2 separate regions of the Homo sapiens genome follow, and region 2 is linked to region 1. A link is an interaction called in ENCODE POLR2A ChIA-PET data of the cell type or tissue named here. Cell type or tissue: GM12878. All regions are shown on one strand. Links, peaks and the distances in the headings refer to the core of each region. The heading gives the core; the rest is flanking DNA.

The links. ChIA-PET counts read pairs that join two places held together with the same protein. Peaks named below come from ENCODE experiments on the same cell type or tissue, not always from the same donor. Only the 100,000 strongest peaks of a DNase experiment are listed, where the experiment ranks them.
Region 2: POLR2A ChIA-PET joins it to region 1 with 6 read pairs; 4 of 35 experiments call an interaction of 5 or more read pairs at or near these places.

What each region holds. Positions count from the first base shown.
Region 1 is chr6:36,376,066-36,387,421 of GRCh38, forward strand. ETV7 (ETS variant transcription factor 7) reads right to left here. Exons shown (of 8, transcript NM_016135.4): 2 at 9,469-9,604. It overlaps ETV7-AS1 (ETV7 and PTX1 antisense RNA 1), which reads left to right and starts at 10,555. Exons shown (of 2, transcript XR_926758.3): 1 at 10,555-10,865. RefSeq lists enhancers at 1-430, 10,675-11,356. In GM12878, for the core only: no CTCF peak of the experiment used is centred there; a DNase peak (open chromatin) is centred at 6,086; H3K27ac peaks cover 2,165 bases.
Region 2 is chr6:36,608,128-36,619,483 of GRCh38, forward strand. No RefSeq gene overlaps it. Among named protein-coding and RNA genes, the nearest start is that of MIR3925, 8.7 kb to the right of the region's middle. RefSeq lists a silencer at 5,031-5,231 and an enhancer at 6,938-6,987. In GM12878, for the core only: no CTCF peak of the experiment used is centred there; a DNase peak (open chromatin) is centred at 1,658; H3K27ac peaks cover 257 bases.

The DNA of each region.
Region 1 (11,356 bases), core at 5,087-7,586:
CCCCGTCGGGCCTCCTCAAAGAAGCCCACCCTGAACACTTCATCTGAGCAGATGCTCCCCTGTCCTGGCCCCCAACCCCCATCATCTTCTGTCGCTGCCACCTGTTTCTTTCCTTCCTAGCATGTTACGTTCTTTGTAATTACATTTTACATTGGATAGAATTATGTGTTCGTGTTTGTCATTATGTATGTAGCATGTATTTATTCACTTATTTATTGTTGGTACCTCCCCACCACCTGTTTTCCAATCATTCATTCAACAAGTGTTTAACGAGAACCTACTATGTGCCAGCACTGGACTAGGCGTGCTGGAGCACACTGTTATGTGTATTCAGCACCTAGAACAGTGCCTGGAACACAGTAGGTGCTCAGAAAACACATGTTGAGTGAGTACTTGAATGACTGAACAACCCAATGAAAGGGGTGTTACTGGCCAGGCGCGGTGGCTCATGCCTGTAATCTCAGCATTTTGGGAGGCCGAGGCGGGTGGATCACAAAGTCAGGAGATTCAAACCATCCTGGCCAACACGGTGAAACCCCATCTCTACTAAAAATACAAAAATTAGCTGGGCATGGTGGCATGCACCTGTAGTCCCAGCTGCTCGGGAGGCTGAAGCAGGTGAATCGCTCGAACCCGGGAAGCAGAGGTTGCAGTGAGCCGAGATCATGCGACTGCACTCCAGCCTGGGCGACAGAGCGAGACTCCCTCTAAAGAAAAAAAAAAAAAAAAAAGGAAGGGATGTTATTGTTTCCCAAATGAGGCAGTGAGGCTCCCAGAGGTTAAGTGACTAGCCCACACGCATACAGGCAGCATGGGGCACAGCCGGGCTGTCTGGCTATTGAACTTTTCTGCTCCATTGTGCCAACTTGGAATCAGGTTTGCTCAGGGAACAGCCCAGGGGACAAAGGGAGCCTCCTACACTCACCTTCAGTGCATGTGTTTTTATTTCTGGCAGTAGCCAGACAAGTGGCTGCTTATTCTCCCCACGTTTCCACTTTGCCTGGGACTGCTACGCTCCTAATGCCAAGTTTTGGATAGTGTTCAGCAGGGCTACGTTACGACTTCATGAGCCCTTGACACATTTGCCTTTGTGGGCAAAAAATATTTAAAATACACTGAGCGTGGTGGCTCCCACCCGTAATCCCAGCACTTTGGGAGGCCAAAGTGGGCAGATCACTTGAGCCCAGGAGTTTGAGACCAGCCTGAGCAACTTGGTAAAACCCCGTCTCTCCAAAAATACAAAAAAGAAAATTTAGCCGGGCATAGTGATGCACACTTGTGGTCCCAGCTACTTGGGAAGCTGAGGTGGGAGGATCGCTTGAGCCCGGGAGGTCACAGTGAACCATCATTGCGCCACTGCACTCCAGCCTGGGTGACAGAGTGAGACCCTGTATCAAAAAAATACATAAATTTAAATCCTATTTTATGACTGCACTGGTGTAAAGACTCAGAGCTCACTGGGTTCAGTTCTACAGGTAAGAAAGTTGAGGCAGAAGAGAGAAGCAACTGTCCAAGGCCACACCTTGGCAATGATAAAGACCAGACCAGCCTCTGCTCCCTTATACTCAAAGCAACACAGGAAATGAACTTAATTTTAACATTTAAAACAAAGGAGATCTGCATCTTTCCTTGTTCATTCATTCAGCCAATATCTAATGAGTACCAGCTTGTGTCAGTCACTGTGCAGGGCTAGGGACACGGCACAGAACCAGGCTGGCAGGAGGGAGGAGCCCCACCACCAATAACTCTAACGATAGTCCTCCCGACGGCACACAGGGAACGTTCACTGTGCTGAGAAAACAGAAAGCAAGGAGCTAGAGCCCAGTTTAAGAGTGAGGAAAGGTTTCCTTTACTTCTATTTTGGGACCTAAAAATGAGTAAGAGAAAAGAGTACATGTCTGAAATTGCCAAAAAAATTATTTAAGGCAGGAAAAAAGAATACATGTGAGAACTGGCCTCTGTGGTACTGCATGTGACAAAGCCATGTAACTAAGATCAAATGGTCTTATGCTAAGATTGGCAAGTATCATTGGAAAAGAAGGTGGAGCCCAGGAGCAAGTAAGTGTTCATGCACGCACACACGCGTGCCTATGTGTGTATGTATATTTTGTAAAGTTAATACATGACAGAGGCAGGATTTTAATTCAGAGGGAAAGGATAGTTAATCTAATATGGAAAAAAAAAAAAAAAACCTGACTCTCCACCTGGAAAAAAATACATTTGGGTCCTCACCTCCCACCATTCACATTCACAAAAATCAATTGTAGGTAGATTAAAGGCATAAAGAATAGAAAAATACAAATCTTAATAGAAGTAGAAATCAAAAACCAAATGCACTCAATAAGAGCAGAGAGGACCTCAACCATGACAGGAAACGCAGAGGCTGTAATAAAAACGAAACACACATTTGACTACATTAATTTTCTGTGTTTGCTGCAAAAGATACCATAAACAAAACTAAAAGAGGGTAGATTTCAGGGAAATATTTGCAATGCAGATGACAGATAAAAGGTTAATGCCTACCATAGGTCAAGAGCATCTGTAAATTGATTTTTTTAAAGACAAAAAAAATCTTTCCAGCAATCCCAGCAAAGCAGGATTTCTCAACCTCAGCACTATTGACTCTTTGGGACTGATAATTTTTTGCTGTGAAGGCCTATCCTGTGTGTTGCAGGATGTTTAGGAATACCCTGGTCACTATCCACTCAATGCCAGCCTAGTTCTAACAACTAAAAATGTCTCCAGACACGGCCAAATGTCCCCGGGGGGAAAGGAGCAGCAAAATTGCTGCCAGGTGAGATCCCCTGTGGCACAGCAAATCCACCAATAAGCATGTGACAAGACATGTCACCTCAATAGTCAGGGAAATGTACCATCAGAGAAGAATAAGATATTTAATAGCAGGAGTGCAGGGAAAAGGATGCTTTGCTGGTGAAGATAGGAATTTAGAGCCGCGATGGGAGATGAGTCTGGTGATACATGAGACGCCGAAAGCTGACTTAGTGTAAAATGTGGAGGCCACACGATGGGCAGATTCCTGAGGGGTCGAGGGCAGGCCTCCACAGCCAGCCAGGGCTTCCGCGGCTAGGGTGTCAACCGCCAATTGCATTGTACCTGAACTCATATTTTTTGTGTAGTTCCCCTAGTTCACCATATTGGAGGCGTCAGCCTGAAAATTCAAAACTGTGATTCCTGGCCTGTTGTGGTGGCTGAGGCCTATAATTCCCAGCAGTTTGGGAGGCAGAGGAGGGAGGATCATTTGAAACCAGGAGTTTGAGACCAACCTGGACAACATAGTTAGACCCTTGACTCTACAAACAAAAAAATTTTTTTTAATTAGCCAGGCATGGTGGTGCATGCTTATAGTCTCAGCTACTCAGAAGGCTGAGGAGGGAGGGATTGAGCCCAAGAGTTCACGGATGCAATGAGCTATGATATTGCCACTGCACTCCAGCCTGGGCAACAGAGTGGGACCCTGTCTCTTAAAAAAAAAAAAAGAAGAAGAAGAAGAAGAAGAAGAAAAAGAAGAAGGCCGGGCGTGGTGGCTCATGCCTGTAATCCCAGCACTTTGGGAGGCCAAGGCAGGCAGATCATAAGGTCAGGAGTTTGAGACCAGCCTGGCCAACATGGTGAAACCCCATCTCTACTAAAAATAAAAAAATTAGCCAGGCACAGTGGCACGTGCCTGTAATCCCAACTACTTGGGAGGCTGAGACGGGAGAATCACTTGAACCCCAGAGGTGGAGGTTGCAGTGAGCTGAGATCAAGCTACCGCACTCCAGCCTGGGTGACTGAGCAAGACGCCATCTCAAAAAAAAAAAAAAAAGTAAAAACATACAACAACAACAGAAAGCATAGATGATGTTGCCAGGCCAGCTGTAAATAATGTGACCTAAATGACAGTACCTCAGTTTCATCATCAGTGAAACCAAGGATGATGAAAAAAATTGTACTGTCCACACAGGGCTGTCACAAGGATGCTTTCAGATAACCCATTTAAAAGCAGCATCTGGCATGTGGCATGTGCTTTTTGACACACATAGAGCTATAAATGTCAATTAGGTAATACACGTAAAATGCGTGGCACAGGGTCCAACACCTGGTGGGTATTATCTAGGGCGTCAATCACCCTCAAGAAGTCTCCCTGACCCAGTTGCCAGGATGAGAGTAACTGGGGCTCCCCTTCCCAATGTAAGGTGAATGTGGGACTTCACCTGCAGATCAGCCCCCGGCCTCTCCCTCTCTTGGCAATAATCCATTGCATTTTCAGTTCTTTCCCATTAACCATCTTTGTCTCTCAAGACTCCAGGCAAATGTCACCTCACTCTCCCGGCCCAGTGGCCTGCTAACTGAGGATTTCCAGCTTGGCCAGCTCCCGACTCCCAGCTCCCAAGGCAGATATGGACAGAGTCCCCTGGCTGGGGCAGCAAGAGGAGCTGCCTGTCCAGGACACAATTGGAGGGCTCAGGTGTCTCCCTGAAGAGTCAACACTGTTGTCCCCTACCTCCTCCCAGAGCAGGGCTACATGTGGGGGCTCCCCTCCACCTCCCAGCTATATCACGTCCACTGCCCTTATCTGTGGACATAGCGCTTCTTTACATAGTCACTGAATCCCCAACTAGAATGTAAGCTCCAGGAGGCACAGACTTTGCCTGTCTCAGTCACTGTGGTCTCTCCAGCCCCTATAGCAATGCTTGGCACATAGTAGCTGCTCAATAAAAATAAATTGCTTAAATAAGTGAGTTGAGCAAAGCAGTGTGGGGTCACCCCCAGGGCCTCCTTGCCTGCCCCTTCTCCAGCCCCTGACTCCCACCCCGACCCCGACTGGACCTCTCTTCCCACAGCATCCCTTTTACTCTCTTGCTGAAGAAACTATTGTTCCCAACTACCAAGCCCATCAAGTCAAAACCCCTCTGTCCTGGTTTCAAGACCCCTCAAAGTGCCCCTCCCCACCTGACCAAAGCTATTTCCCACCACTTCCCACCACACCCCTGCAGTTTACTGGGTCTAGTGAGCTCCAGGAGCCACAGAGCCTGACCAGCCTTTAGCAACCAAATCAGAATGAACAGCTGGCTTCTCCCTACCTTGCAGGATCCCCTTGCAGGAAGAATGCAGGAGGCAGTTAAAGTGCTTGGCCAGTACCCTAAAAATGGGAGCTATCATCATCTGAGGCTAGAGGCAGTTTCTCAAAGCAAATGACAGCTGTGGGGTCTGAGGGATGCCGGTTCAAATCCCAGCTCCACCATTTTACTGGTAGGTGGCTTTGGACAAGATAATTCACCTATGGCCCAGTTTACACAACTGTAAGGCGGAGATAACAAAAAAAGCTACTTTCCATGCCTACTGAATATATTCAATCAGATAATAAATACGGTATGCTCATCACAATACCTCGTCAAGAATAAAAACTCAACGAATGAATGGCCTTTATTCTGATGATCAGGATGCTGATCATCAGACCCCAGCCTGAAAACAGAGAGACTAGCTTGCTTCTCTGCCATGATGACTACGTTTTATCAATTATCATGTCCTTAGTTTATTGTGTGTCATGGTGTCTTCAGAGACTCCTTAAATCTGTCACCCCATTGCTTGGCCCCATTGTCTTGGTCGATAATCCTTTTCTTGGTAATCACACCAAGCTTTACGGTCATCACCACACTGTGGGGGCAGGGCCAGTGCATACAGTTCACGTTGTGTACTGCACAAAGATACCATCAGAGGAGGGGAATGGGAGGATGGAGGTGAAATCCAGCTGGGACTTTGATTGGCTTCTCCCCAAAGGAGGAGTCTTTCCAATTTGCACAAAGATGCATATGGTCTAGCCCAGACCCTGCATTTAGGGAGGGGAGAGGTTCTTTATCCTCATATTAATAGTTCTTGGAATTCCCCATCTGCTTGTTTGGGTCCTCACCGCCACATTCCTTTTCATTGCCAGGTGATGTCACTGTCAGTACTCACACGTTCCAGTGAATTAGAACACTCGCTTTTAATCTCCATCCTCCCATTCCACCCCACCTCTCTGGTGTTTTACACCCACATCCATCTAATCTCCTGCTTCTCATAGGCCATGATCTAGGGCAGCATTTCTCAAACCATTTTTGACCTCAACCCATGGTAAACAAATAATATTTTGTACCCACACACATATATAAAAATAGCCTAAACAAAGTAGTCACGAATCTCAGCTACCTTTACTATTTATAATGCGCTCTGATGTGTTGTTCTATTTCAATTTTTAAAAATATTTATCTTGGTCCACTAAGTGGATTTCACTTCCTTAGTAAGTCTTGACCAGCACTTTGAAAATAAATAAAATGTGGTTCTCAAGCCAGCAGCATCAGCATTACCCAGGAGTTTATTAGAAATCTGCAGAATCTCAGGCCCCATCCCAGACCTACTGCTGAACCAGCATCTGCATTTCAACACGGTTCCCAGCAGATTCATGTGCACATTAAAATCTGAGAAGCCCTGGTCTGGAATACCGGGAAGCCACAACTGTTAGCGCTGATCTATTAAATGAAGTGCCCAGGAACTCTCTCACATGTGAAGGATGTGAACTTCAGCATGGGCACCCAAAATCTGTTCAAGCTTCCCAAAGGCCCATTTCTCCTGCTTTACACCTCCAGGGAGTCACAGAGAGGTGTTATCCCTCTCCTTGCAACTCTGAATATAGGACACGGCACTCTACGTCTCTTCCCATGGCTTATTTACAGCTAGGAGCTTTGAAAGTCAATTTCAAAACACAAAGAAGTCTCATTTCCTTTGCATCCAAAGTGAGAAGTTCACAGACCTTTTCTCTGGGGAATAAGCTCCAGGGAAAAGAAGAGACGCAGGACCGAGAAGTAAGAGTCCTGGGTTGGAGGCCTAGTCTGGCCATTAGCATCACAGTTGACCCTTGCCCTCCCTGAGTCTCAGTTTCTCTGTCACTGAAGAGGCCATGGTGGTGACCATCTCTGAACTGCCTCCTCTCAGAATTCTCCCAAGTTGTCCCTTGAGGGTGCATCACCTCCTCCCAGTCCCCTGTGATATCAGCCCAGTTCTGAAAATGGTCCTAGAGTCTGCACTGCCAGCTGTCCCTGCCCTGCAGCTGCGTCCCCCCATAGCTCCTGACTCACTCTGGCCTTGGGCAGACCCTCATGGCCATGGACCGGGGATGGGGAGGTGAGAATCCTCTTTTGTTCCCCATTTCCATACAGGGAAGCATAGTTGTGAATCTCCGTGAATCCCACTCCTCCATCCCAGTAGACCTCCTGACCCTTGCCACAACCCTGGACATCACGGTTGTCCTCAGAGTGGACTTTCCACTGCTTTACTACACATCTTTGTCAGGAAAATCAACACAAAAAAAGTGAGCTCTACAGGAAAATAACTTCCGTGCTCCTCTTAGCATCAACTCACAAGGCTAAACAAGATCTGTTTTGTTTATTCACTTCCTGCTGAGGCAAATCAGTCCTGACTACTAAAATGGAGGTTGGAGGTAGGGGAGGGAATGGGGTGGGTGACGGGGAATAAACATCAGAGAGATGGGCAGAGATGGAAACCCAGCTTCCAGAAATTTAGGAAACTGGGCTGAGATCACCCCCAACAGGGCTGAAAAGTCGAATCTTCATTTGGTGTCAGCAGTTTGCTTGTTTGGGATGCTGTTGACAGGAAAATGAGTCATTTGTCATCCCCTATCTTTTAAAACTGTCAGGTATTTACTAAGGGCCAGAACTGTATTGTCTGAATATTTGCAGATGTTCCAATAAATATGAGTCATGGAATCTAAGATGACAGGTATAGAAGATGCTGCTGGGGCCCTGCCCATAGGCCCTGCCTCTCACCTCCACACTCTGAAGGCTGCCGAATGCCCCATCTGACTCTGCCTTGGGCTTTTTCTGGCTGCAGGAACCCCTTAGCCAGTGTACAGGGTAACTTGGAAATGCTGGAGAGCCAATACCCCTGGAAACAGCATTCATGCTGTCATGGAAGGGAAGTGAGTGGATAATCCCCTTACCCACTGGTTGGAATAACTTAGGATTCACTGTCCCCAGAGATCCCCGTGGTGCTAACTGGACCAAAAGAACACCTTTGGGATTTCCTTCTCTTCTCTGTCTTTCCTCCCTACTCCTCACCAGTGTTTTAGGGTCTGCTCCTGGGGAAATCTAACCCAAGGCAACAGAACTGGTAGCTCAGGAGTTCTAATCTAGGAGAAAATAGGCCACGGTGACCTGCACCCTGAGTTATGCAATCAGAGAATAGGCTGCCTCAAGAGGGGAGGAAATGCCTGTCCCTAGAAGTGTGCAGGAAGATCTGGTGACCATCTCAGAAGGGCCCACAGAAGTGATCCTGCATTGTTTGGAGGTCCTGGTGTTCTTGATGAAGATCCCTAGTCATTCATTCATTAATTCATTCAATAGATATTTAGTGAGCCTCTGAGCTTAGGAAGTTTGGTCTTAGGGAAATAGGATTTCCCAGGGCTCAGAGGAGAGTTGTGGGTCTTGTGTTTGAACCTCACTATTAGAAAGTGTTTCTTAGAAGTTGTGTTAAAATTTCTAACCTTGGCCGGGTGCGGTGGCCCACACCTGTCATCCCAGCATTTTGGGAGGCCGAGGCGGGTGGATCACAAGGTCAGGAGTTCAAAACCAGCCAGGCCAATATGGTGAAACCCCATCTCTACTAAAAAATACAAAAATTAGCCAGGTGTGGTGGCACACACCTGTAGTTCCAGCTACTCAGGAGGCTGAGGCAGGAGAATCGCTTGAACCAGGGAGGCGGAGGTTGCAGTGAGCTGAGGTCACATCACTGCACTCCAGCTTGGGCAAGAGTGAGACTCCATCACAAACAAAAAGCTAAAGAAAACTCAGCAAAGAAACAGCAAACAGAGGGAAGGTAAGTTAATCTTGGCACCTGGCAAAAATTAAATTTTTAATTGACAAATTATAAATAATAATTGTATATATTTATGCAATACAAAGTTATGGTATGAGATATATATAAAATTTTGGCCAGACACAGTGGCTCATGCCTGTGATCCCAGCACTTTGGGAAGCCGAGATGGGAGGATTACTTGAGCCCAGGAGTTTGAGAACAACCTGGGCAACATAGAGCAACCCTGTCTCTTATTTAAAAAAAAATTTAATTTTAAGGGCCAGGTATAGTGGTTCAGACCTGTAATCCCAGCACTTTGAGAGGCAGAGGCGAGAGGATAGCTTGAGCCCAAGAGTTCAAGACCAACCTGGGCAACATACTGAGATTCCCATTTCTACTAAAAATTTTAAAATTAGCCAGTGTGCCTGTAGTCCCAGCTATTGGAGAGGCTGAGGTGGGAGGATTACTTGAACCCAGGAGCTGGAAGTTGAAGGTGCAGTGAGCTATGATTACACCACTGCACTCTAGCCTAAGTAAGCAACAGAGCAAGACCCTGGATCTAAAACAAAATAAAAATTTACTTTTAAAAACTCAGCTTTTCTCCTCCCCTCTACTTACGGAGTCTTCCTGGCAGCTTGCAGATCCCCCCTTCACCCAGCAGGTTAATTTGAGCTTCACATCTGGCTTGCACGTGGGTGCCTAGGGGAGGCATGGCTGCCACAGGGCTTATAGGAGAAATAGCCAATTCTCCCTCCTAGAGAGAGAAAAACCAGGACAGTCAAAGAAGAGCATCTTGGTGAAGGCTCAGCCATCTTTAAATGTCTTAAGAATTTTTTTGGAAGGGAAAGAGTGTTTATCTCCACCAGAAGACTGCATCAACCTTAAAGGTAGGAACCATGTATATCTTCAACTCAGTACCATCAACATTTTGTACCCAGTGGACACAATAAATGACATCCTTCCAATTCAAGCTTTCCATGCATGTGCCTAACTCCAAGAGGGATCCCCTGCCAAGACTTGTATGATTGAAATCTGAAAGCCTAGGAATCCTCACTGGATCCCTGGTGAGGACAACACAGGAAACCTGAGGGGCCAGGATCAAAAGACCTTAAATCAGAAATAAACAAATAGACCAGGTGCGGTGGCTCACACCTATAATCTCAACACTTTGGGAGTCTGGGGCGGGTGGATTACTTGAGGTCAGGAGTTTGAGACCAGCCTGACCAACATAGTGAAACATTATCTCTACGAAAAATACAAAAATTAGCCGTGCGTGGTGACCGGCGCCTGTAATCCCAGCTACTCAGGAGGCTGAGGCAGGAGAATCACTTGAACCCGGGAAGCGGAAGTTGGAGTGAGCCAAGATCACGCCACTGCACTCCAGCCTGGGCAAGAGAGCAAGACTCCGTCTCAGAACAAACAAACACTATTTTCAAAAGAGAAAAAGAAAGGATAAGGATACATTTCTGAATCCTAAGGTCTCACCACGGGAAGCCTGTATCTTTACAATTCAACAATCAGCATGGCCCCCAGAGATGACGGGGTTCATCCATTCAGATGAGAAAATGAAGAAAGTGGCAGGATTTTGTAGGAATAGGAAGCTCCTTCGGGCTCATGCCCAGCCACAGGCTGCCACAGCACGGAAAGGAAAAGTGAAACCAGCTCCATCAAGTCATTTTTCACTCTAGGATTGTCAAAAGCTTTACATTCATCTCTTGGGATCCGAGGAGAGATATCTGCCGAGAGAGAATTTGGATCGGAGCCAGCAAAGCAAACTCCAGAAGCCTTGGCTGCTGCGAAAGGGGATTCAACACCTTTCCGGGTCGTTCTCACTTCATTTCCAGCCGGTCCCCCTTTGGTGCTGTTTCCCAAGTAATCAGACCTCAGGGGTTGCCTCCTGGTGGGGAAAGGGAAGCTTGCCTTGCTGGAGAAGGGGCTCAAGGCACAGGACTTGCCTCGGACTTGCCAAGGAGGCTTGCAGGAGGCTCTTTGTCTACTCCTCTGTCCTCATCCAAGTAAGAGGAGCGGGGAATTCCGAGGCTGTAACTGCCTGGGAAACGCCAGCCACGGAGCTGCTGAGGATCAGACTCCTGGGTTTCAGCATGGAGGCCAGGGAAGGGTCTGATAATGGGTATGGGTCCTGGCGAGAGGGGAGTGGAGAAAGGCCTTGGAGTGGGACGGGGCGCCAGCTCTGGGGGCAGTCTCGAGGCACCTAGAAAACCGGCGAGTGGGGAGAGGCTGCTAAAGAGGGGCTCCCTGCGAGAATGCGTTCACCAGCTGTGAGGACCTGGCTGGCGCACGAACTTCCAAAGACCTCACATCTGGTTGGTGTAGGGGCGACCAGTGGTAAGGGGGCTGCGGAAAGGGCCCGCAGGGGCTGTGCGTGATGCCTTCAGAGCTGTGTATGACACCGAGAGAGTCAGGGGCGGTGACCCGCGTCTGGAGGTGGAAGGGGAAGTGAGTGAGGGATGGATGTGAGGTTTAGGAATGTGTTGGAAAGAGAGAT
Region 2 (11,356 bases), core at 112-2,611, 230 kb after region 1:
GGAGGGCTAAGAACTGAATCATTGAAAGTATCTGCCTTAGGCCAGGTGCTGTGGGTCACACCTGTAATCCGAGCACTTTGGGAGGCCAAGTTGGGTGGATCACGTGAGGTCGGGAGTTTGAGACCAGCCTGACCAACGTGGAGAAATCCTGTCTCTACTTAAAAAAGCCGGGCATGTTGGCACATGCCTGTAATCCCAGCAACTGGGGAGGCTGAGCCAGGAGAATCGCTTGAACCTGCGAGGCAGAGGTTGCAGTGAGCCGAGATCGTGCCATTGCACTCCAGCCTGGGCAACAAGAGTGAAACTGTCTCAAAAAAAAAAAACAAACCCAAAACATCAAACAGGGAGGACTTTTCAGTTTTACAGAGAAAAGTATACAAACCTTTTTTTTCTCTGTGTGTCTCTTTTTTTTTTCTTCCAGAGATTCATGAGCTCTTGTTTAAAAATGATAGCCCAAGTTAGGAGACTGTTGTGTCTTATTTCTGAGTTGCTGGTGAAAAAATAGTGGTCGAAGTTAAGTAGACAAATTTAAGTGATCACTTACTTGGTAATTAAAGCTCTTTTTCTTCCCAGCATTTTGGGAGCCCAAGGCAGGTGGATTGCCTGAGCTCAGGAGACCAGCCTGGGCAACATGGCAAAACCCCGTCTCTACAAAAAGTACAAAAATTAGCTGGGCATGGTGGTATGTGCTTGTAGTCCCAGCTACTGAGGAGGCTGAGGTGGGAGGATTGCTTTGAGCCCAGGAGGTAGAGGTTGCAGTGAGCTGAGATTGTGCCACTGCACTCCAGCCTGGGTGACAGAGTGAGGCCCTGTCTCAAAAACAACAACAAAAAACAAAAACAAGCTCTCTACAGCAGCTGGCAGTCTATTGACCTGGAAGAAAGCTCCATTCCTTTCCTCAAGTAATTTTGATTAATTCTCAACAGAAGTGGGTGGAAGGAAAGGTTTTTACTTACTCTGTCATCCAAGACTGGTACCTGAGCCACTGCCAGCTCTTGGGTATGACAGCAGTTGACAGGAATAAAATGATTCAAAAGGGTGTTAGTAGTAAGGTTAATGTGATCATCTCCATTTATTGAGGAAGAGATTTAAGTTCGGAGGGGCTTGGCAAGTTGTCTAACTTCGCAGCCCAGTGGTAATGGAGCTGAAACTATAAACTTGGTTACAGGACCAGGTGTAGATAAACTGGAAAGGGCTTCAGAGTCGATAGTCCAAATTCTTATTAGTTTAGAGATAAGAAAGTGGATTTGTTCAAGGTCACACAGGGACACAGTGGCAGAGCAGGGCTCTGGTGCCTCAACAGCAAATCCAGGGCTTGTTATAGGGAGCAGTGTAACGTTAAGGCCGTCAGGCTTGGAAATAGCAGCCCAGATTTGAATCCTTGCTTCCTTACAGCTCTGTGGCTTTGGGCCAATTGTGTAATGTCTGGGATTTCATTTTTTTCATCTTTAAAATGGTGATAATAGGAAGCACCTATCCCCTATTGTTAATATCAAGAATATAGTGTAATGCAAGTAAAGCACTCAGCACAGAGCATAGCACACTGCTCAGTAAATAATAGGTGTTCTGTGCAGGCTTGTGTTGGCATGCAGTAAGCACTCAGGTAATGGCTTAAGAAAGGCTCCTTTGGGTGCTGGGCAGGCAGAAATTACCCTAATTTGCCTGCTGTGAGTGTGCTTCCGCTGACCTTGCTCCTCCTCAACCACTTTTGAATCTGTCCAATTTCGAAGAGTGCGGAAGGGGGACTACTGAGTTGAATGGTCCAAGGTCAAGAGGGACATTTGTGGATAAGGGAGTATGGGCATATGTTAAGAAAGGGGATTCTGAAGGGATAGGTAGGTAGGAAAGATGGTGTGGGTTAAAACTGCTAGATAGCTGTTTTAAAATAGGTTTTCAAATTAGGCTTTCTTGAGTTCAAATTTTTTTTTTTTTTTTGGCTGTGTGCTGAGGGCAAGTCACTTTCTTAGTTCCCTTGTTTGAAAAGTTGGGGGATAACAATATACTTCACAGGGTATTCATGGTGTTTTCTCTCCCCTTTGCTGCACATTGGAATCACGGGGAGCTTTAGAAAACCAATAACTTGGGCTGGGCGCAGTGGCTCATGCTTGTAATCCCAGCACTTTGGGAGGCCCGGGTGGACGGATCATTTGAGGTCAGGAGTTCGAGACCAGCTTTACCAACATGGCAAAACCCCATCTCTACTAAAAAAAAAAAAAAAAAAAAAAAAAGCCGGGCGTGGTGGAGCGCGCCTGTAATCCCAGCTACTGGGGAGGGGAGGCTAAGGCAGGAGAATTACTTAAACCTGGGAGGCAGAGGTTGCAGTGAGCTGAGATCGCGCCACTGCACTACGGCCTGGGCAGTCAAGATTAAAGTCTGTTTCTGATACCACAGAAGTGCAGTTTGTCACTTTGACCCAGTATGTCTTAAGGAAGAAAAACACCTTTTAATCTGAGGAATGTGATTCCTTTTAAATTATTAGGGCCAGAGAGGCATTTAACAGCAGTCCTGTCTTCACTCCCTCCTTGAGCTAAATAATTACCTCTTGAAGTCACTTGCCATGTGGGTTCTAGACTGTGATGCCAAGTAGCCATAAAATGCCATTGTCCTGTAATTCAACAGTGGATAGCCAATCACTAACCAGTGTTATTTCTGTAAACCAATGAGAATTCCTGACGAACAACTTTTGTAATCACCCGTCTTCTGATTCATCCTTTTTTCTGTAAAAAGTTGAGCCTGTCCTTTGGAATACTCTCCAAGGCAACCTGGAAGTGTCTCAGGCTGCAGTCTTCAACCTTGGCCCAAATAAGCTACCTTGACCTGCTGTTTGCCTTTTTACCCTAATTCCCCCCAGGCATCCCTAGATAGGGAAACAAGCCACATCTCTGCCCTCAGCCTGGGACCCTGCTTCCTGATGATACCTGCCCATCCCTGTTTTTTCTCCATAAACTTGCTGGGAAAGGTGCCCTGGTTCTGTTTCTCTAGAGGCTGTGGTGCCAGACTGGAAACTACCAGTTTCCTGGGCATGTGCCTTGGTGTCACCGAACAGCCAGATGAGACTTGTCACCAGAAAATGCTTTCCTTTGCTCCTTTATTAAACACACTCATATTGCCAGTACTGGGGATATCCCCTGAGCAAGGTGTAGGAGAGCAAAAGTAGACAACCAGATAGGAAGAAAACTGAAGTGGAATAAATAGATGCCAGGCACATGAATGGTGCTTTTTTTCATCAACCTTGTGACGTTGGAATTATCTCCCATTACTCAAGAAGCTCAGAGAGGACAAGTGGTCTTGACTTATCAGACATGGGCCCCTTTTTTGTTAAAAAAAAAAAAAAAAATTGGTAATGACCCTTGACTCTTCTGAAGTGAGATCCATTTTCTATATGGATTATAGAAATGCAAAGCCTTAACAATAATATAAAAATACAAGAAAAGCAGTTTATAAAATAAACGTTCTGTATGTAAATATCAGATATGAGTGTGCTATAAGATGTAAGTCAGGTTGGGCATGGTGGCTCAGGCCTGTAATCCTAGCACTTTGGGAGGCCGAGGTGGGCGGATCATCTGAGGTCAGTAGTTTGAGATCAGCCTAGCCAACATGGCAAAACACCGTCTCTACTAAAAATACAAAAATTAGCCGGACATGATGGTGGACACCTGTAATCCCAGCTACTTGGGAGGCCAAGGCAGGAGAGAATTGCTTGAAGCCAGGAGGCACAGGTTGCAGTGAACCAAGATCACACCATTACACTCCAGTCTGGGTGACAGAGCAGGACTCTGTCTCAAAAACAAAAACAAAAACAAAGACCAACAGCAACAACAAAAAAACAAAAAGTGCAAGGTGAAGCAGCAAGTGCTGATGTAGAAGCTGCAAGTTATCCAGAAGATCTACCTAAGATAATGGATGAAGGTGACTACACTAAACATTTTCATTGTAGAAAAAAGCCTTCCATTGGAACAAGATGCCATCTGGGACTTTCATAGCTAGAGAGGGGAAGCCAACGCCTGGTTTCAAAGCTTCAAAGGACAGTCTTACTCTTGATTTTTTGTTTTGCTTTTGGTACAGGCTCTTGCTCTGTGGCCCAGGCTGGAGTGTAGTGGCACAAACACGGCTCAACCTCCTGGGCTCAAGCGATTCTCCTGCCTCAGCTTCCCAAGTAGCTGGGACCACAGGCACGCGCCACCATGCTCAGCTGATTTGTAAAAATTTTTTTGTAGAGATTGGGTCTCACCATGTTGCCCAGGAGACCAGTCTGGTGAGACCCCATCTTTACAAACTCCTGAACTCCGCTGGGATTGCAGGCGTGGAGCTTCTATGCCCCGCCCAGGCTAACTCGTTGAGGACTGAGGCAGCTGGTGGAAGCCAATGCTCATTTATTGTTCTGAAATTCCCAAGACCCTTAATTGTGCTGAATTTACTCTGCCTGTGCCCTATAAATGGAACGAAGCCTGGGTGACAGCCCATCTGTTTATAGGATGGTTTACTGTTTTTTTTTCTTTTTTTCTTTTTTTTTCAGACAGGAGTCTTGCTCTGTCGCCCAGGCTGGAGTGCGGTGGTGCTATCTCGGCTCACTGCAACCTCTGCCTCCCAGGTTCAAGCGATTCTCCTGCCTCAGCCTCCCAAGTAGCTGGGATTACAGGCGCTTGCCACCACGCCCGACTAATTTTTTGTATTTTTAGTAGAGGTGAGGTTTCACCGTGTTGGCCAGGCTGGTCTTGAACTCCTGACCTCAAGTGATCGCCTGCCTCAGCCTTCCAAAGTGCTAGGATTACAGGTGTCAGCCACCGTGCCCAGCCAGGTTTACTGAATATTTTAAGCCTACTATTGAGACCTGCTCAAAAAAGATTTCTTTCAAAATATTACTGCTCATTTACAATACACCTGGTTACCCAAGAGCTCTGCTGGAGATGTACAGGGAGATTAGTAGTTTCATACCTGCAAACACAACATCCACTCTGCAGCCGGTGGATCAAGGAGTCATTTCAGCTTTCACGTCTTATTAAGAAATACATTTCATAAGGCTATACTGCTATAGATATTTATTCCTCTGATGGATCTGGGCAAAGTAAATTGAAAATCTTTTGGAAAGGATTCACTGCTTTACATGTCATTAACGACACATGCGATTCATGGGAGGTGGTCAAAATATCAACATTAGCAGTTTGGAAGAAGTTGATTCCAACCCACATGGATGACTGAGGGGTTTGAGACTGCAGTGGAGGAAGTAATGACAGATGTGGTGGAAAAAACAGCAAGAGAACTAAAAACGGAGCGTAGAGATGTGACGGAATTGCTGTAATCTCATGATAAAACTTGAACGAATGAAGACTTGTTTCAATGGATGAGCAAAGAGTGGTTTCTTGAGATGGAATCTATTGCTGAAGGTGCTGCACACATTGTTGAAATGACAACAAAAGATTTGGAATATTGCATAAACTTAGTTGAAAAAGCAATGGCAGAGTTTCAGAGCATTGACTCCAACTTTGAAAGAAGTTCTACTGTGGGCAAAATGCTATCATATAGCATCAGATACTACAGAGACATCTTGTGAAAACAAGAGTCAGTTAATGCGGCAAACCTCATTATTGTCTTATTTTAAGAAATTGCCACAGCCACTCCAGCCTTCAGCGACCACAATCCTGATCAGTCAGCAGCCATCAACACTGAGGGAAGACCCTCCACCAGCAAGGTTATGTGGCTGAAGGCTTATATGATTGTAAGCATTCCTGGGCTTAAGTGATCCTCCTGCCTCAGCCTCCTGAATAGCTGGGACTACAGGCCCACACAACTATGCCTGGCTAATTTTTTTTTTTTTTTTTTTGAGACAGAGTCTCATTCTGTCACCCAGGCTGGAGTGCAGTGGTGCGATCTTGGCTCACTGCAACCTCTGCCTCCTGGATTCAAGTGATTCTCCTGCCTCAGCCTCCCGAGTGGCTGGGATTATAGGCAGCCACCACCATGCCCTGCTAATTTTTGTATTTTTAGTAGAAATAGGGTTTCACCATGTTGGCCAGGCTGGTCTCGAACTCCTGACCTCAGGTAATCCGCCTGCCTCGGCCTTCCAAAGTGTTGGGATTACAGGCGTGAGCCACTGCGTCTGGCCTGTATTTTTTTAGAGATGAGATCTTACCATGTTGCCCAGACTGGTCTCAAACTCTTGGGCTCAAGCCATCCACTTGTTTCGGCCTCTCAAAGTGCTGGGATTACAGGCATGAGCCACCATGCCCAGCCCCTGTACATTTTTAAATACATAATGCTTTTGCACACTTACAGTACAATGTAAACATAACTTTTATATACACTGGGAAACAAATTGTGTGACCTGCTTTATTGACATGGTCTGGAACTGAACCCATATATATCTGAGGTATGTCTATATGTGAAATGTGCACATAATGTTTTCTTGTGCTAAGTTCCCCAGCTTTTGAATTTTTATTTTTTTTTTAGATGGAATCTCCATCACCTGGGCTGGAGTGCAATGGCGCGATCTTGGCTCGCTGCAACCTCTGCCTCCTGGGTTCCAGTGATTCTCCAGCCTCAGCCTCCCGAGTAGCTGAGATTACAGGCACCTGCCACCAAGCCTAGCTAATTTTTTTTGTATTTTTAGTAGAGACGGGGTTTCACCATGTTGGCCAGGCTGATCTTGAACTCCTGACCTCAGGTGATTTCACCTGCCTCAGCTTCCCAAAGTGCTGGGATTACAGGCGTGAGCCACCGTGCCCAGCCAGGTTTCGAAAAATTTAAAGCACTTTTTATATTTTATACCTGTAATGGATTCAGTCCTGTGGGCATGGGCAATTCTTTGTGTGCCAGACATTTAATATCTCTGTCCTCTTCACCCTACAGCCAGTTAACCTCCCTGGCCAGTGTGACAGTCATTAAAAAAAAAAAAAATTGGCTGGGCGCACTGGCTCATGCCTGTAATCTCAGCACTTGGGCTGAGAGGCAGAGGTGGGAGGATTGCTTGAGCTCAGGAGTCAGTCTGGGCAACATAGCAAGACCTTGTCTCTACTAAAAATAAAAAATTAGCCGGGTGTGGTAGCACGTGCCTGTTGTCCCAGCTACTCTGGAGGCTGAGGTGAGAGGATCGCTTGAGTCTGAGAAATTGAGGTTGCAGTGAGCCGTGATTGCATCACTGCGCTCCAGCCTGGGGGACAGGAGTCTAAAAAAAAAAAAAAAGAAAAAAAAATGCCCAGCTACCCACTAGGAGGCAGTACTGCACCATCGAGAATGGGCCAGACTTTTTGCCTGAGGTTGCACATCTCTTCAGGGAATTGAGTCTGCACTGACTTTTCCACCATGACAATAATAACACATTAACAAAGATAATCATAACAGTAATTACTGATCCTTGAGCTTTATGTATCAGCATTTTGCTAAACATTTTACATATACATACTACCTACTCACTTAAACCTAACCACTTGAGGGAGGCTCTGTTACCCTATTTTGAAACCAAGGCTTAGATCCAAGACCCATGTTAAGTGCTTTGTGAGGAAGGGGTTTTACTGAAGTGCTGAAAGAATGGGATTTGGATAGGAAGTTGGATATATGAAGAGCCAAGTGCATAAAAACAAAGGCAGGAAACTAAAAGGTTCCATGTTGACAGGTTTAAAACCCTATGAATTTGTTCAGAGCTTTAGAATGGTAGGTAGACTAGTAGAATGTCAGAGCTACAGGGACCTTAGAGATTATCAGGGATGGTGATTTCCTTTTTCTTTTTCTTTTTTTTTTTTTTTTTTTGAGACTGAGTCTCACTTTATTTCCCAGGCTGAAGTAGAGTGATGTGATCTCGGCTCACTGCAACCTCCGCCTCCCGGGTTCAAGCAATTCTCGTGCCTCAGCCTCCTGAATAACTGGGATTATGGGCGCCTGCCACCACGCCTGGCTAATTTTTATTTTTTATTTATTTATTTTTTTTGAGACGGAGTCTTGCTCTGTCGCCCAGGTTGGAGTGCAGTGGCGCGATCTCAGCTCACTGCAAGCTCTGTCTCCCGGGTTCACGCCATTCTCCTGCTTCAGCCTCCTGAGTAGCTGGGACTACAGGCATCCGCCACCACGCCCGGCTAATTTTTTGTATTTTTAGTAGAGATGGGGTTTCACCGTGTTAGCCAGGATGGTCTCGATCTCCTTGACCTTATGATCTGCCTGCCTTGGCCTCCCAAAGTGCTGGAATTACAAGCGTGAGCCACTGCGCCCGGCCAATTTTTGCTTTTTTAGTACAGACAGGGTTTCACCATGTTGGCCAGGCTGGTCGGGAACTCCTGACCTCAGGTGATCTGCCTGTCTCGGCCTCCTAAAGTGTTGGGATTACAGGCGTGAGCCACCATGCCCAGCCAGGGATGGTGATTTTCAAACTTTAAACATAGTTAAAGTTTTTGGAATGAAATCTTATGTAGAATACAGAAAACAGCTAAAAATGGTATAGCTATAAAAAGTATAGGTTCTAATAATATTGGCTCATAAAGACAAGAGAAATCCAATTTCCTTCTGTTATTTTGGTTGAATAGAGAAGTGCAAATGGTAACATTTTTTAACACTTTATTTTGCAATCCCCGAGGTGACAGGATAGGAAGGTCCATCCCATAAACAACCTAGAAGCACAGACGTCAGAAGAACATCACCCCAACATGTTTATAGGCATTTGGTTGAATAGGTTTTATGTGGGGGAAAAAACAGAAAACTTAAAAATTGTTAGACCTGTATATATTTTCAACTCAACCAAGTGCCTGTGAGCCCTCTGCAGCCATAGTGGGAAAAGTCCTTATACTGCCCACACCTTCATGCTACAGATGAAGAGCCTGAGGCCCAGGGAGGAGGAGGGGGTGGCTGAGACTCAGGGAGCCTAGGGGGGCCATCTCCAGGGGCTCGGCCTCCTGCCACCCCATCCGGTGCCCTTTCTGAGTGACCAGTCATGACATCTGGTATGGCAGTGTGCTGGAGCCTGGCTGTTCAACCCCTCACCCTGAGAGGGCTCTGGCCACTTGCCCATCTCCCTGGCAGATAAAGCCTCAGACAGATGGCAAACAGTACTTGGCTCCAGGAATCAATTCAGGTCTGATTCACCAGTGGTTTGTGCCCGAGCCAGCGCCACAGGCTGTCTCCTTTCCCCTGTTCTATCACTCACTACCCTCACTGTGGCCAGGTTGGGACTCTTGAGCAACAGGCAGATACCTGTGATCTTGAGAATTGCACTGACTCTTTTGAGGGTTTTCCAGGCCACAGCAGGACTTGTCTGCCTCATTCCTCTGGGCAGCTCAGAGCATTACCCCATCAGCTGCAGTTTCAGTATCAGGGTGGGGCAGTGGTGTGGGGTGGGGCACCGTGTTACTAGGACTAGCCCTGTTGGCTGCAGACACATTGGCAACAGGTGGTGGCTCAGGGGCACAGAACAGGTGGACTACACATCTCCAGGATGAAGTGTCATTTATTGGCATTTGCCTTTTGAAAGAAGCAATCTACTTATAAATGGCAGGACCCTTTTTATTTTCTTTTTTGAGAAAAGCATTTTATTAAATCCATATTTGGAGATATGTTTTAGCAAAGTATAATTAGCATTTTTTGTTTAGAGGATGAATTGTGTTGCTACTCAATAGAAGGAGAATATGGCATACAAACAATGCTTTTATGCAGAAACATGTGTTTTTGTTTTTGAGACAGAGTCTTGCTCTGTTGCCCAGGCTGGAGTGCAGTGGCGCAATCTCGGCTCACCTCTGCCTCCTGGGTTCAAGTGATCCTCCTGCCTTAGTCTCTCAAGTAGCTGGGACTACAGGCATGTGCCACCACGCCCAATTTTTGTATTTTTAGTAGAGAGGGTTTTGACATGTTGCCCGGGCTGGTCTCGAACTCCTGACTTCAAGTGATCCACCCACCTTGGCCTCCCAAAGTGCTGAGATTACAGGCGTGAACCACCGCGCCCAGCAGCAGAAACATGTTTTAAAAGTACATTCAGGCTGGGCGTGGTGGCTCATGCCTGTAATCCCAGCACTTTGGGAGGCCAAGGTGGGCGGATCACGAGAGGTCAGGAGATCGAGACCATCTTGGCTAACATGGTGAAAACCTGCCTCTACTAAAAATACAAAAAATTAGCCGGGCGTGGTGGTGGGCGCCTGTAGTCCCAGTACTCGGGAGGCTGAGGCAGGATAATGGCGTGAACCCGGGAGGCGGAGCTTGCAGTTAACTAAGATCACGCCACTGCACTCCAGCCTGGGAGACAGACGGAGACTCTGTCTCAAAAAAAATAAAATAAAAAAGGACGTTCATACACTTAAGCTTTTCTGACTGGACACGATGCTGCTATTTAATAATAAACTTTTTTGATCTTAAAAGAATCCAGAGCAGGTCCCCCAGGAGCAGGTTCGTGGCGTATCACCAGTGGGGAAGGCTTTTCTCAGAGGCTCTGAGGCAGTGTCTCAAGAAAGGGGGGAGGCTCCGCTTTCTCAGAGTTGCAGTGCTCACCTTGCTGCTGCTGCCACACATCTGTATGCGCCTTCCTGGTACATCACCATCACCACAGGCTCTCATGATAGTGAGGGCTTGACTCCTTCGGGAACCTCAGTCTCCCCAGCTGGAAGTAGGAGCCATAATGCCTCCCTTTCAGGCTTGTTGGGACAAAGAGATGAGGTCACATAGGTGAAGCATCAGCAACTGTGCCTGGCACAGAGGAGGCCCTGAAAGTTGCCAAGCTCAGCGTTTTCCTTCACATCAGCTCTGCTCCACCCCCTTTAATTACTCACTTTTATAATAATTCAAAGGTAACCCATGACCATGGTAGAAAAATTAGCACATATAAGCAAAAAAAGGGAAAAAAGTGATTCAATAGCTTCTGGTTTTTCTAGCCTTTTTCTTTATTCTGGGTGCTTGGTATGGGAAGTTTCTTCATTTGTGTTTAGAGGGTTTTGTAGAGATGATATCATGGTCCCACTTTGCAAACGAGACAATTGAATTCCAGAAAGAGGAAGTGCCTTCCCCAAGGTCATGCAGATAAGGTTAAGCTGGGTTGAAACCCACAGCTTGAGTCCAAGCCCAGCACCAGAATATCAGGACCACAGAGGCATTGCACACAGGTGGGTCACAGATACCTGTCCCTGAAAAGCTCATGATACGGTATTTTCCTTGAAGGACTTAAACATTCCCCACTGAAAACATCCTGCTTTGTGACTTGCCCCATCCTGAAGTCCTGGGAGTGGACAGTTTGTGAATAAACCACCTGACTAGGTGAGGGCTGTCGGCTCCTGAGTTTTGCTCCCCCAGAGACACTGAGTATGCACCATCCGTGGGCTTGCCAGCATGAAAGTGCTATCATTGTGGGCTTTCCCTTCACATTTTTTTTTTTTTTTTTGAGACAAGGTCTTGC